3 separate regions of the Homo sapiens genome follow, and all the other regions are linked to region 1. A link is an interaction called in ENCODE POLR2A ChIA-PET data of the cell type or tissue named here. Cell type or tissue: OCI-LY7. All regions are shown on one strand. Links, peaks and the distances in the headings refer to the core of each region. The heading gives the core; the rest is flanking DNA.

The links. Peaks named below come from ENCODE experiments on the same cell type or tissue, not always from the same donor. Only the 100,000 strongest peaks of a DNase experiment are listed, where the experiment ranks them.
Region 2: POLR2A ChIA-PET joins it to region 1 with 8 read pairs; 3 of 35 experiments call an interaction of 5 or more read pairs at or near these places.
Region 3: POLR2A ChIA-PET joins it to region 1 with 9 read pairs; 3 of 35 experiments call an interaction of 5 or more read pairs at or near these places.

The regions. Positions count from the first base shown.
Region 1 is chr13:46,174,707-46,178,999 of GRCh38, reverse strand. All of the region lies in intron 1 of LCP1 (lymphocyte cytosolic protein 1), which reads left to right. Among named protein-coding and RNA genes, the nearest start is that of LCP1, 5.3 kb to the left of the region's middle. RefSeq lists an enhancer at 2,013-2,072. In OCI-LY7, for the core only: CTCF peaks have their summits at 2,157 and 2,562; a DNase peak (open chromatin) is centred at 1,979; H3K4me3 peaks cover 2,500 bases; H3K27ac peaks cover 2,500 bases.
Region 2 is chr13:46,375,435-46,379,727 of GRCh38, reverse strand. RUBCNL (rubicon like autophagy enhancer) reads left to right here. Exons shown (of 15, transcript NM_025113.5): 2 at 1,723-1,838. Among named protein-coding and RNA genes, the nearest start is that of RUBCNL, 9.7 kb to the left of the region's middle. RefSeq lists an enhancer at 933-1,012. In OCI-LY7, for the core only: no CTCF peak of the experiment used is centred there; DNase peaks (open chromatin) are centred at 1,097, 1,987, 2,507 and 3,253; H3K4me3 peaks cover 2,265 bases; H3K27ac peaks cover 2,500 bases.
Region 3 is chr13:46,381,447-46,385,739 of GRCh38, reverse strand. The region is part of intron 1 of RUBCNL (rubicon like autophagy enhancer); the gene reads left to right. Among named protein-coding and RNA genes, the nearest start is that of RUBCNL, 3.7 kb to the left of the region's middle. RefSeq lists an enhancer at 3,263-3,312. In OCI-LY7, for the core only: no CTCF peak of the experiment used is centred there; DNase peaks (open chromatin) are centred at 789, 1,210 and 2,069; H3K4me3 peaks cover 2,500 bases; H3K27ac peaks cover 2,500 bases.

The DNA.
Region 1 (4,293 bases), core at 870-3,369:
ATTCTCAGAAAATTCTCAAGTCAACTTCTCCTTGTTACCTAAAGAGTACAGGCCCTTCTGTGTATACAGGAGAGATGGCAAGCAACTTTTAAAATCAGCTTAGGTAAAATAAAATTAAGAAATCTGCTTATAAGGTTATACTTATGAAGAGTCAAACACTTATAAAATAAGATTATAAAGGCTTGGACTTTATTACTAATAGTAGATTTTATAGTAGAGTGACATTATTTCAGTTAATCTAATTTTCTTCCTAGTGTTTTTTTATCTGCTAGTTTCCCAACTTACAGATATCAAATGAAATGATACTATTTCATCTGTATACTGAACACTGCAGAAATAAACATTAGAATTAGGACACATCAAAATATAAAACTAATCAGTGTCCACAGATTTGAAGAGTTTCAAGTGTTCCTATTTTGCCAGATGGAAGCGCACTCCTTAAAAAAGTGTTAATGTTCTACAGGGTCTTCATTTTGAGGCTCTCGGAAGTCACCTCCTGATTAGATGTTGGTTTCCTAGGGATATCTCCCTATAGCTGCTGTGGCCGTGGTGTTCCCCAGATGGCATCTCCTTGTTGCTTTCCTCAGTTCCCTTCTGATCCAACTTCCTGCCTTATACTATTGACTGTTCCTGTTGTTTTGGTTTGTCAGTTTCAATGCTTACATCAGTCTGCCCAGAAATTGCATAACTGCTCCATCTTGTAAGATATCGGTGGGGGATGGGGGGGAGTGGAAGGCGCTTCAATTAATCATCCTAATAATAACGTTAATACTTACATTGAATCAGGTGTTTTTCTAAGTGCTTTAACCCTATGAAAGCATTTAGTTGTCATACAGTCCTGTGAGGTAGTGTCTGGTGTCCTCTTCATATTTGAAGGCAAGTTCATTCATTCACGTATTTTATTTAATTTTCTACAATTGGATCAATTTTGTCTTAACTGTTGAATTTCAAGGCAACTTCCTGGAATAAACAGGTAGCAAACCATGGTGCTTATTTGTAACTAAGCCCTCAAGTTGAGCTCAAATAATCATAATACTTCCCCAAATAAATGCATCTATATGATAAGTGCTTTTATAAACAAATTATTCTGTGTCATCATATCATCATCATCATCATTATCATCACCATCAGCAGCAGCAGCAGCAGCAACAGCATCAGTAGTCAGCCCCTCTGTACACTTGACTGAGTAGAAGTTGGTTGTTAACAATTACAGGCCTCTGCATGGGTCACAAAACATGATCTCCACCCTCAAAAACTTTAAAAGGTTCTTAGTCTTTTGTTTGTTTGTTTGTTTGTTTTTTGAGACAGAGTTTCACTCTGTCGCCCAGGCTGGAGTGCAGTGGCGCGATCTCGGCTCACTGAAACCTCTGCCTCCTGGCTCACCCAGGCTGGAGTACAGTTGCGTGATCTCGGCTTACTGAAACCTCCGCCTCCTGGGTTCAAGCGATTCTCCTGCCTCAGCCTCCCGAGTAGCTGGGACTACAGGCGCCCACCACCACGCCCGGCTAATTTTTTGTATTTTTAGTAGAGACGGGTTTCACCTTGTTAGCCAGGACGGTCTCGATCTCCTGACCTCGTGATCTGCCTGCCTCGGCCTCCCAAAGTGCTGGGATTACAGGCGTGAGCCACCGCGCCCGGCCTTTAAAGTTTAGAATAATTTTAGTCAAGTGGCATTCACATTTTCTAGTCTGTTGTGACTGATAGACATGAATAGATTAAACATTCTACTTTTTATACCCAAGTACACATATCTATGATTGTATAGTAATGGCCAAATATAAGTGTCCTAAAAACTGAGAAAGAATGAAACATTGCTTTAAATGTTAGTGGAAGAAGAGAGGTAAAAGTGAACCACTTACTGGGTTTAAGTAAGTTTTGCTCAACTTCAGAGCCATGGCTGTGTCAGCCCCACTTGCAAGTACAAGGAGCCTGTTACTCAAAGATGGTCAGTTGTTCTTTCTGGCGGAAGGAAAAGCTATGTTAAATTGGGGAACTAGCAAACCCACAGTTCTGTGGTTGCAGCATTGATTCTTATTTCAGCATCTGTTACATGGACAGAAGGGAGGGTCTCCCTCCCTCTCTCTCTCTCGCTCTCTCACACACACACACACACACACACACACAAATAAACACACATACACGGAAACACACACACACACTCACTCACACACTCCTTCTTGACTGGATAAGCTAAAGTGAAAAAGAGATTATGTTTTCCATAGCAGAAAAGCTGACACCAAATTCAGCAAGCAGATTAATTATGCATGTGAATTGCAATCTCCCAGATAATTTGCTTTCCTTCTTTTTCTGGTTGCACTTTCTAGAGGGAAGTGAATTAATGGAACAATTACCTTGTATTTAAATAATACCCTGCATTTTGTTTCCTCAGTCTGGTAGTAGTCACTAAAATTTATCCAAGCTATGTATCCAAATGTGTGAAGTAAAAGGATACACAAATGTTATTTGTATAAAATTTGCATATTTTCCCTATTCAGCATTCCTTAGGCAAAGTTTAAAATTAGAAGTGGATCTTTATTAACCTCAGGTGCAACTTTTTTTCCATAAAAACCTTTTATAATAATTCATGAGATTATAATAGATGTGTGTGCATTCAATATAGCTTCCATCCTGAAAATGTTTTTTCAGTTTTTATTTATTTTTAAATTGACATATAACGGTATGTATTTATGGGGTACCTAGTAATGTTTCAATACATACAATGTCTAGTGATGAGATCAGGGTAATCAGCATATCCATCATCTCAAACATTTTTTATTTCTTGTGCTGGAAACATTCAATCGCCTCTCTTCTAGCCATTTTAAAACTATGTACTGTTAACTATAGTTATCCTATAGTGCTATAGAACATGAGAGCTTATTCCTCCTGTCTAGCTATAATTTTGTATCTAAACAAATCTCTCCTATCCTCCACCTTCCCCCTACCCTTCCCAGCCTCTAGTAATCTCAGGTGTAACATTTAAAAAGTAGATCCTTTGTACCTCCTTGACATCATCTGCTCATATCACCCTCACCAGAAAGGCCAGCTTGAACAAAGAAGAGTGGGATATAAATTCTTTATAGAGAAAGCTAGGTAATAGGTGCAAAGTGGGAGTAAGGAAAAAAGAGAAGATCATGCCTGTAGTTTTGCACTGTTGAGCACTCTTTTGTCATCTTAAAAATGCGAACTGAACTTCCCCCACTGTTTCTAATGCTTTATAAACAGTTTTAAAGTTTCCCTTTGAAAATATGGAATATGGTAGGCACCTTGGAAAACTTTGGATTTTTTCCTTTTCTTGCTGTCATTCATGTTGGGACTGTTCCTCAAAATATCATGGATTCTGTTTCTTTTCTGTGACCACTGAGAATGACAGTTGTGATACTTCATCTACCTGGTGATGTTCACACAGTTTTTCTCCTCCCTCCGTACCCACCCTACTGTTCACTGCACGCAGTTCTTCCTCCAGTACCATATCTCCAGTACCAGTTCTTTAAAGCTGAGTGTCTGCAGCTCCCAGGCACAAAAGAGGCAAATGTGGTATAAAGAAAGGGGAGCAAAGGTAGAGACAGATTTGGATTTATATTCTGGGCTCTTGGTAAATGTGGAGGCTGAGCAAGTCTCTGGAGCCTCTGAAGTTCAGTTTCCTCATCTATAAAATCAGGCAAGTGCTATCTACTCGCTAGGTGTGATGTGGGTTATTTTCCCCTTCCATTTTCCCATGTTGTCGTCTAGGTAGATATGGAGCATATCTACTCCACCCAGCGTCACCACTGACTTACTGAGCCCCTAATATTTACTAGGCATCATGCCAAACGCTTGAAAGATAATTACTCTTTTATTTTCATACATAGCTAGGTAAAGTTGTTATTAATTATATCCTTATTCCAGATGACCAAGCTGAGGTTCAGGGAGGGTTAAGTGACTTGTCTGGGGTCACAGAACCAGTAACTGGCAGAGTCAAGATTCACACCTTTCCTCTCTCTCATTTTATGTTGGCAGTTTCTTAAAAGTATAATCCATGTCTATTTAAACTGTTTTGTATCTTCTAACATGATCCACTAGTTGCTTCCTGATAATATGTCTATATACTTTTTTGTGTTTCCATGATTATTGAATGATTATTTGTAATTCCACATTTTCTTTCTTTTTTCTTTTTTTTTTTTTTTTTGAAGATGGAGTTTTCGCTCTTGTTGCCCAGGCACAATCTTAGCTCACTGCAACTTCCGCCTACTGGGTTCAAGAGATTCTCCTGCCTCAGCCTCCTGAGTAGCTGGGATTACAGGCACACACCACCAC
Region 2 (4,293 bases), core at 1,002-3,501, 200 kb before region 1:
TGTGCTTAGTAACGTACCATAAAATTGATAAAAATGAATTTTACTTTTCACTCTAGACTCTTATTTATTTGTGATTTCTATTCTCTAGTATCCTTTATTCTAAGGAAGTGGTTGATGAACATTTAGGTCATGATTTCTAATTTCTTCTAAAGGGTGACATCCATTCTTGACTTCCTTTCTTGGGTGACAAGGAAATAAACAACATAACCATATCTAGGTATCGTTTGATAATTTGTTCATGATTTCATTCATAAGTGCAAAGAATATATTTATTGAACACCTATTATTGCCACTGGTCTGGGTTCTGGGGACAAAGCAGTGTCCAAAATACGTTATTTTAAAAAGTGCCCTCGGCCGCCTGCGGTGGCTCATACCTGTAATCCCAGCACTTTGGGAGGCCGAGGTGGGTGGATCACCTGAGATCAGGAGTTCGAGACCAGCCTGGCCAACATGGTGAAACCCTGTCTCTACAGAATACTAAAAATTAGCCAGGCATGGTGGCGGGCACCTGTAATCCCAGCTACTTGGGAGACTGAGGCAGGAGAATTGCTTGAACTTGGGAGGCAGAGGTCACAGTGAGCCGAGATTGTGCCTGGGCAACAAGATGGAAACTCTGTCTCAAAAAAATAAATAAATAAAAATAAAAGGGCCCTCATAGATTTAACATTCTGGGGGGTACTAGTCATTGAGGTTAGATACAATGAGATTTGTGCTAAAGAGAGAAATAGAGCTAAAGAGAGGGATAGGAACTGTTTGGGAGGGGCAATTACCAGTTTTTATAGGGTGACCAAGGAAGCATTACTGACAAGGTAAGATTTAAGGTGTGTCTTTACTCTGATGCCCCCAGTTGTGTATTCAATAGGCAGTTAGTATTGGGGCATAGAAAATCCTAAAACCTAAATCTGATGTACTTTTGCCTATTCATGAAATAACTTGAAGACTGTTATACATAGTGGGAGCTAAAGCTGCTCTGCCCTCCAAGTGCTGGCTGCTTATGATCTGAAAGACTTCTGTGAGGTCACCGTAGGCATCATGGTGGCACTGAGGCATCTATCCCTCCTGCAGAAGTTGCATCTTTGCTGTTAATACTGTGTCTCTGGTGGCTCTAGTGATGCAATCATTCTCGATGGGGCCACTGACTCTGATGTCACAATGACTTGGCTGGAGGTGTCCTGAAGTCTCTTGTTTGTCCAGGGCCTTTGCTGCAGCTTATATGTTCACTAGTAATCTGGCCTGTGCCTACCTTTTAATCCCAGCTGGAAAATCTCAGTAAGAATGATGGTAAGCTTTGAGATTGGTATCTCTTCCCTTAAATGTTTTTGGAAATTGATTTTATTGTTTGTACCTAAGTATCTCTGATTCAAAGGACCCCCTTTGTGACAGTGGCAGGAAGTATGTTGAGAAGATGCTAAGTATTGCTTAGACCTGTATTATCTCTGCTTATCAATCCTTGAAATGATTGTGTGTCTGAATGTATAAATGTATGTCTATTCACTATCTCCCTTCCTCCAGAACATAAGCTGAGGAAGGGCAGGAAGCTTATTTTAGTCCCGTCTGTTACCCCAGTGCTACCAAAACAAAAACAATGCCAGACCTGTAGTAGATGCTCAGTAAAAAAATATTTCTTAACTGAATAACTAACACACTACAAACAATATGGCAACAAGTAACATACCTGGCAGTGGTATCATAGCATCTGGCAAATTGTTTTTTGCCTTACAGATAAAATAAAAAATGGGGATATTGACCTCCTGTCACTACTGCATGGACTTTGATGGTTTCCAATCATTACTTTCTCCTCTGTGTCAATCTGCCTCTTCGAGAAATTCATACTCCTGGTGAGTGTCCGACCTGGCCTTTTGTCTTCTCTCTGCCACTGCCCAGCTGTGACCTTAGACATGGTTGTGAATCTATTATGGGCCTATTCTAACTCTCAATGCTTTGATTTTATAACCTGGCAAAGCAGCACCTGCTGGTTATTTTTGTGAAGCAACAACACTTTTCTAGAAGGAAGTGAAGAAAGCACCTGCTTTTGACGGTTGTTTTTTATGAGGACGTTGGTTTTTGCTCAATTCACTTAGGTCAGTCCATGTATGGGAAGTTCCAAATAAGGTCATTCTCTTTGAACTATTAACTATAACTTGTTTATAAAAAACACTGGGATCAGCCAGGCACAGTGGCCCACACCTGCAATCCAGCGCTTTGGAAGGCCGAGTTGGGTGGATCACTTGATGTCAGGAGTTTGAGACCAACCTGGCCAACATGGTGAAACCCCATCTCTACTAAAAATACAAAAATTAGGCAGGCGTGGTGGTGCCCACCTGTAATCCCAGCTGCTAGGGAGGCTGAGGCATGAGAATTGCTTGAATCCACGAGGCAGAGGTTGCAGTGAGCCGAGATCGTGCCACTGCACTCCAGCCTGGGCAACAGATCGAGACTTGTCTCAAAGAAAACAAAATGAAAAACAAAACCACCTGGAATCACTACTGCTTTACCATTTGAGACTGCATGTTTTTCATGTGATTTCACATCTATAGTCATCTCCCCCCACCAAACACACAAAAGATATGTGTAGAAAATTGAGGATAAACCATAACTTACTTATATAGTTTTATTCTCTTGGAAATAATGAGGCTATCATGAACTATGGACTCAGACTAAGAGTGGAACTAGTAAGAGAAAGGAACTAAAAAAAGTCAACCAAAAAATGACATGAACAAGGATGTTCATTGTTATAAACTGTATAACTGCAAAAAGCTAAAAATAAATTTCTATCAGTAGGGTCTGGCTAAGTAAGTATGATATATTTATACTATAGAAAGTGATAACACAGTTTAGGAGAATCACATAGACCCTCAAGACATAATGTTGAGTGAAAAAGAAGATAAGTTGTAAAATATCTCCAGTATGATCCCATGGATGTGTATACAAAAGAAAACATATCTTCTGGTCTGAAATATGTACGTTAATTCATAGATAAAGGTCTAGAAAGAATAGAATGGTTAACAATGTTATTTCTGAGAATAAAGTAGGATTGTGGGGCTTGGGGTGATGAGCGCTGTTCACTTTTTACTCTAGGCTTCTGTGTTTGGGCATTTTATAAAAATGTAGTCATGGTTTCCTTTTGTAATTATAAAATCCAGAATTATTGGAGACGAAAAGATGTGTGACAAAGAGAAATTGGTGCACAAGGTGGGATTTGAGGTCAGGAGAAGGAAGATAGGCATCTTGGGCTGGTGAGTTCTGGCGGTTAACACAACCAGCTGTACTCTGTGATATTTTGTGAATGGTGATTTGGGGCTTTTGTAGTGTTTTCAAGATGCATGTATATGTTTATATATGTATGTTACATACAAAAGATGCATTTATATATTAATATATGTTATATACAAAGGTATATATATATCTATATGCCTCCAGAAACAATATATGTCATATGCAAAAGATATATATATACACACACACATAGAGTTGACCCTTCACAATGCAGGGGTTAGGGACACTAACACCCTGTGCAGTTGAAAATCTGCGCACAACTTTTGACTCCCCCAAAACTTAACACTACTTATAACCTACTGTTAACTGCAGCCTTACTGATAACATAAACAGTTGATTAACACATATGTTGTATGTTAGTGTATAATACTATATAAGCATTCTTACAATAAAGCAGAGGAAAGAAAATGTCATTAAGAAAACCATAAGGAAGAGAGAATATATTTACTGTTCATTAAGTGGAAATAGATCATTATAAAGGTCTTCATCCTCATCCTCTCATGCTGAGTAGACTGAAGAGAGGAAAAAGAGGCGTTAGTCTTGCTGCCTCATGGTGACAGATATGGAAGAAAATCCACATGTTAGTGGACCCACAAAGTTCAAATCCATGTTGTTCAAGGGTCAACTGTGTGGGTGTGTGTGTATAAATTATAATCCTTATTACTCCAGAAGGTATAAACTAAAATATAGGGCCCTCAAATCAAGAAGTCTCCAAAACTCTTGAGACTCAAAGTCTCAAGAACAGTTTTCATATGTACCTTATTTTGGTCTACTGAACTTTTATTATTGGGTGAGAACAATTTCATGTTTTAGGAAATGTGGATTCACTTCTATTCCTACATGAGTAATTCTGCCCCATTAATAGAACAGTTATATCTGCCACAGAGGTCTTTTCTCTAGCTCTTTTTTTGTTTTGTTTTTGAGACAGAGTCTCGCTGTCGTCCAGGCTGGAGTGCAATGGCATGATCTTGTCTCACTGCAACCTCCGCCTGCCAGGTTCAAGCGATTCTCCTGCCT
Region 3 (4,293 bases), core at 755-3,254, 210 kb before region 1:
ATACAAGGAACATTCTGTCGGAGCCAAGGTTAAACATCCAAGAGTAAACGTTTGTTGGTTTTTTTTTTTTTTTGCATGATCTTTAGAGGATAAGTAAAAAACTAAAGAAAGGCTGCATTGCTTGCTGACACATTTTTTCCCCACCCATCTGAAGGCACACAAATAATAGCACTGGCAAATTTGAATAGTTTCCCTTGTTACCAAATCTACGTTCTTATTTCTAATATGGAACGATTATTTCTAGTATGGAGAGAAATATGGAATTTCTAATATGGAAGATTTAGCATGGTGTGTCATTGTAAAAATTTAGGCAGTTCTTGGATAAGTATGTCCAGCCTTCCAGAGACTATAAGTGTAGTAATATTAGTGCCTGTTAGTCATATTGTGTATCTTCCTGATACCCAATTAGATCTCTGATTGTTTTTTCTTTTTAATTAAAAGGAGCTGAAAGATGACTCAGTTAAGAAGCTGGAAAATAAAACCAGGTCTCTGTAACTGTGCTGTCTTATTCTGAACTGAAAGTCTTTCTGCAATAATAATGATGGTGATAATAAAGCTAACCTTCATAGGACATTGTGTACCAGACTGATACACGTGCTACAATTCTGTTCGTTCTCACACCATCCTTCATGGGGGAGGTTAAGAGCATTGCTCAAAATCACACAGCTAATAAGTCATTTTTCTCAGATTGGCGTTAAAATTATATTTAATTGGGTCCTGTGTGTGCGAGTGTTTTAACTTTTGCATTGTCTTTTATCCCACACACGGAGGCAACATGGATGGTGAGACTAGGGGCTATGGACAAGGTTCCAGGGTTTGGACTTGAGCATGCTGCTGAGTGGCTATGTGGTCATCACTTTACTTCCTTTTCTAACCCGTAAAATGATGATAATAATTCTACATTGAATGAATCCTTTGTTTCTACTGAGCCCAAAGTCTGCTCCGTAAAGGTAAAATACTTCTCAGAGTGTAGAAAGAAAAGTTTCAGATTCAAGCCTTTTTGTCATCAGTAGGCTGGAAAATGAATAGAAGTTAGAATAAACTATACACTTAATGTGATTTTTCCAACAATTATGTTGAAAAATTGTTCAAAAATGCATTCATTCCAATGATCCTTAGCTTTATATTTATTAAAAGAAGTAAATGTAAATTAGACCTCAACGTTTTTTTTTAACAGGTAACGTTGAAAAGCACCCACAGTAAGCAGGTACTGTTTGCTGGTTGATTTTAGATGATGAAAATTGTAGAGTAAGTACGTTTGCAGAAAACTGTAGAGTAAGTACAATTATAGAGTAAGTATAAGAAGAATTGTATTCAAAGGTATTGTATTATTCTTATAAAGAAATGTATTCTTCTTATACTTTTTTACGTTCTTTTATTCCGACAAGCTAGAGTTGATCAGAAAAGAACTGAATTCCAAAAATATGTTTAGGGCACTTCCCTATTCTCTCTGTATTTACTTGGAAATGATTCTTAGAAGTTTTTGGCATGGGACTTTTAAGTTTGTTAAGTGAAGGGACTAGCACTTATCTATATGCATATTTTGCAAGTATTTTTAAAAATATGGCTCAATTGTTAAATCATTTTATTCGTCCCATGACTTATATAAAAATCTGGGGGTTTTTTGGTTGCTCACTTTTAGTTTAGGCTTGGTTTTATGGTGATCTGGGCTCAGGGAGGTAGACATGTCAATGTCATTAGCATTGCCAAGGTATAGGCAGTCTGCTGCATGCTGTGTGAATATTAATATTCTGAAGAGATATTTGAGTCCACAAGATTTAAAGATCTTCTGTTCACCGCTGTGCTTGTAGAATTAGGGCTAAATTAGTTTAGCCTGGGCCTCCTGGGTCTTGGTCATTTGAAAATAGCTCCTCAAGTAGGCTGGCTATGTGTCTTAGTATAGCAGAAACAATTCATTATTCACTCCATGTGTCGTCTATTATACTGTGAAATTACAGATGATAGTTTTCTTGCTTTCTGTTTTTCCAAACAGTGCCACCTGGACTTGTGGGTTTGGCTCATATACTGACTGTTTCTTAATCAAGATAGCTTTAATAGTCTTCACCCTACCCCCATCCTCCAGCTGCCCTTTGGATGTTGCTGTGTAGAAACCAAGAGAGTTCATTTTTGTTGGGGGCTGGGCTAGGTTGCTAATAATCTGAAGCACCATGAAGGATTCTGACCTAATCAAGGCATAAGGAAATGATGTGTGTGTGTGTGTAGAAAATTTGGAACTGTGCCAGGCACAAAGTAAATGTCATATAAGCATTAGTTATGAATTGATGAGGAGGAAGGTGTCAGAAGATGAATGCTGTAGAGAAGGCTATGGGGCAGTACATGGAGAGAGTGGTTATCTGTAGAGATGTGGTTTTGTCATAGGTGATGGGAAAGGTCTCAGTTTGAAGGTGATGGGTAAGGTCTTCATTTGAATAAAGATCCACAAGAGAGTATGGGTAGAGGGGCATAGAGGTGTCCAGGTAGCAGATAAGGAGGTCAGATAGGCAACCTAGGGACTCCTGGACAGATGTAGCAAATTGAAGGTTTTTAGAAAACTTAAACGGGAATTTTTTAATGGAAAATTTCAAACTTAAACATAGAATAGTACAATGAACAACCTTCTCCCTTCTCCCAGCTTCGGCAGTTATCAACATGGCCAGTTGTGCTTCATCCATGTTGCCCACTGGCATTATTTTAAAGCAAATTTAAGAAATTCTACCAATTATTTCTATTTATCGTCCCCACTGACATTCTATCAGTTATTTCTAAATACTTCTGTATATATATTTCTAAAAAATAGGCACTTAAAACATAACCACAATACTTAACTTTTTTTACCTTGTTTATCATCTGTAAATCTTGGCCTTAGAGCCTTCTTGCAGCACTGGTTGAAAGATAAGCATGGATAGGCCAGGCGCGGTGGCTCATGCCTGTAATCCCAGCACTTTGGGAGGCTGAGGCGGGTGGATCACTAGGTCAGGAGATCGAGACTAGCCTGGCCAACATAGCGAAACCCAGTCTCTACTAAAAATACAAAAAAAATTAGCCGGGCATGGTGGTGGGCGCCTGTAATCCCAGCTACTTGGGAGGTTAAGGCAAGGAGAATCGCCTGAACCTGGGAGGCAGAGGTTGCAGTGAACTGAGATCATGCCACTGCACTCCAGCCTCGGTGACAAGAGCGAAACTTTGTCTCAAAAAAGAAGATAATCTTGGATGTCTGGATTCCTTAGGGTAGGGTCTGACAGTAGGTGCTCAATTGCTAGTGGTCATCTGTTGTCTTTACCAGCCCTTGATTTTTTTTTTTCTTTTCCTTTTCTAGATAGTTCTATCATGACAATTTCACTTTTACTTCCTCTTTCTTCTCCTTACCTATTTTTGACACATTTATTCAGTATTTCCCGTATCTACTCTCTACTTCTCCTTTTAACTTTCTCCTATCCTTTCAGTATTTTTGTTCACAGCCTGGTGTGTAGCTTGTGCTCTTTTGATCCCTGTAGCCCATGAAATACAGCTCCCTTTAGTTCTAGATCTTTTTGAAGGGAGATGAGCATTTCCTATTCTTATTTTTTAAAAAATACTGTTACTGAGATTGAGATAGAATTTACATGCCAAATGCTTCACTGATTTAAAGTGTACAAGTCTAGCCAGGCATGGTGGCTCTTGCCTATAATCCCAGCACTTTGGGAGGCTGAACTGGGAGGATTGCTTGAGGCCAGGAGTTTGAGACCAACCTGAGCAACATAGTGAGGTCTTTCCTCTACAAAAATAAAAAATTGGCCAGATATGGTGGCACACCTGTGGTCCTAGCTGCTCTAAAGGCTGAGACAATAGGATCACTAGAGCCCGGGAGGTCAAGGCTGCAGTGAGCCATGATCATGCCACTGCACTCTAGCCTGAGCAACAGAGGCCGAGGCGGGCAGATCACCTGAGGTCAGGAGTTCGAGACCAGCCTGACAAACATGGAGAAACCCTGTCTCTACTAAAAATACAAAAATTGCCGGGCGTGGTGGCGCATGCCTGTAATCCCAGCTACTCTGGAGGCTGAGGCAGAAGAATCACTTGAACCCAGGAGGCAGAGGTTGCAGTGAGCCGAGATCGCACCATTACGCTCCAGCCTGGGCAACAAGAGCGAAACTCCGTCTCGAAAACCGAAAAAAGAAAAGGAAAAAAAGTGTACAAGTCAGTGATTTTCAGTGTATTCACAAATATATGCCATCATTACCACAGTTGATTTTATAACATTTTCATCACCTCAAAAAGAAACCTGGTACCCTTTAGCTGTTCCCATCCCACCAC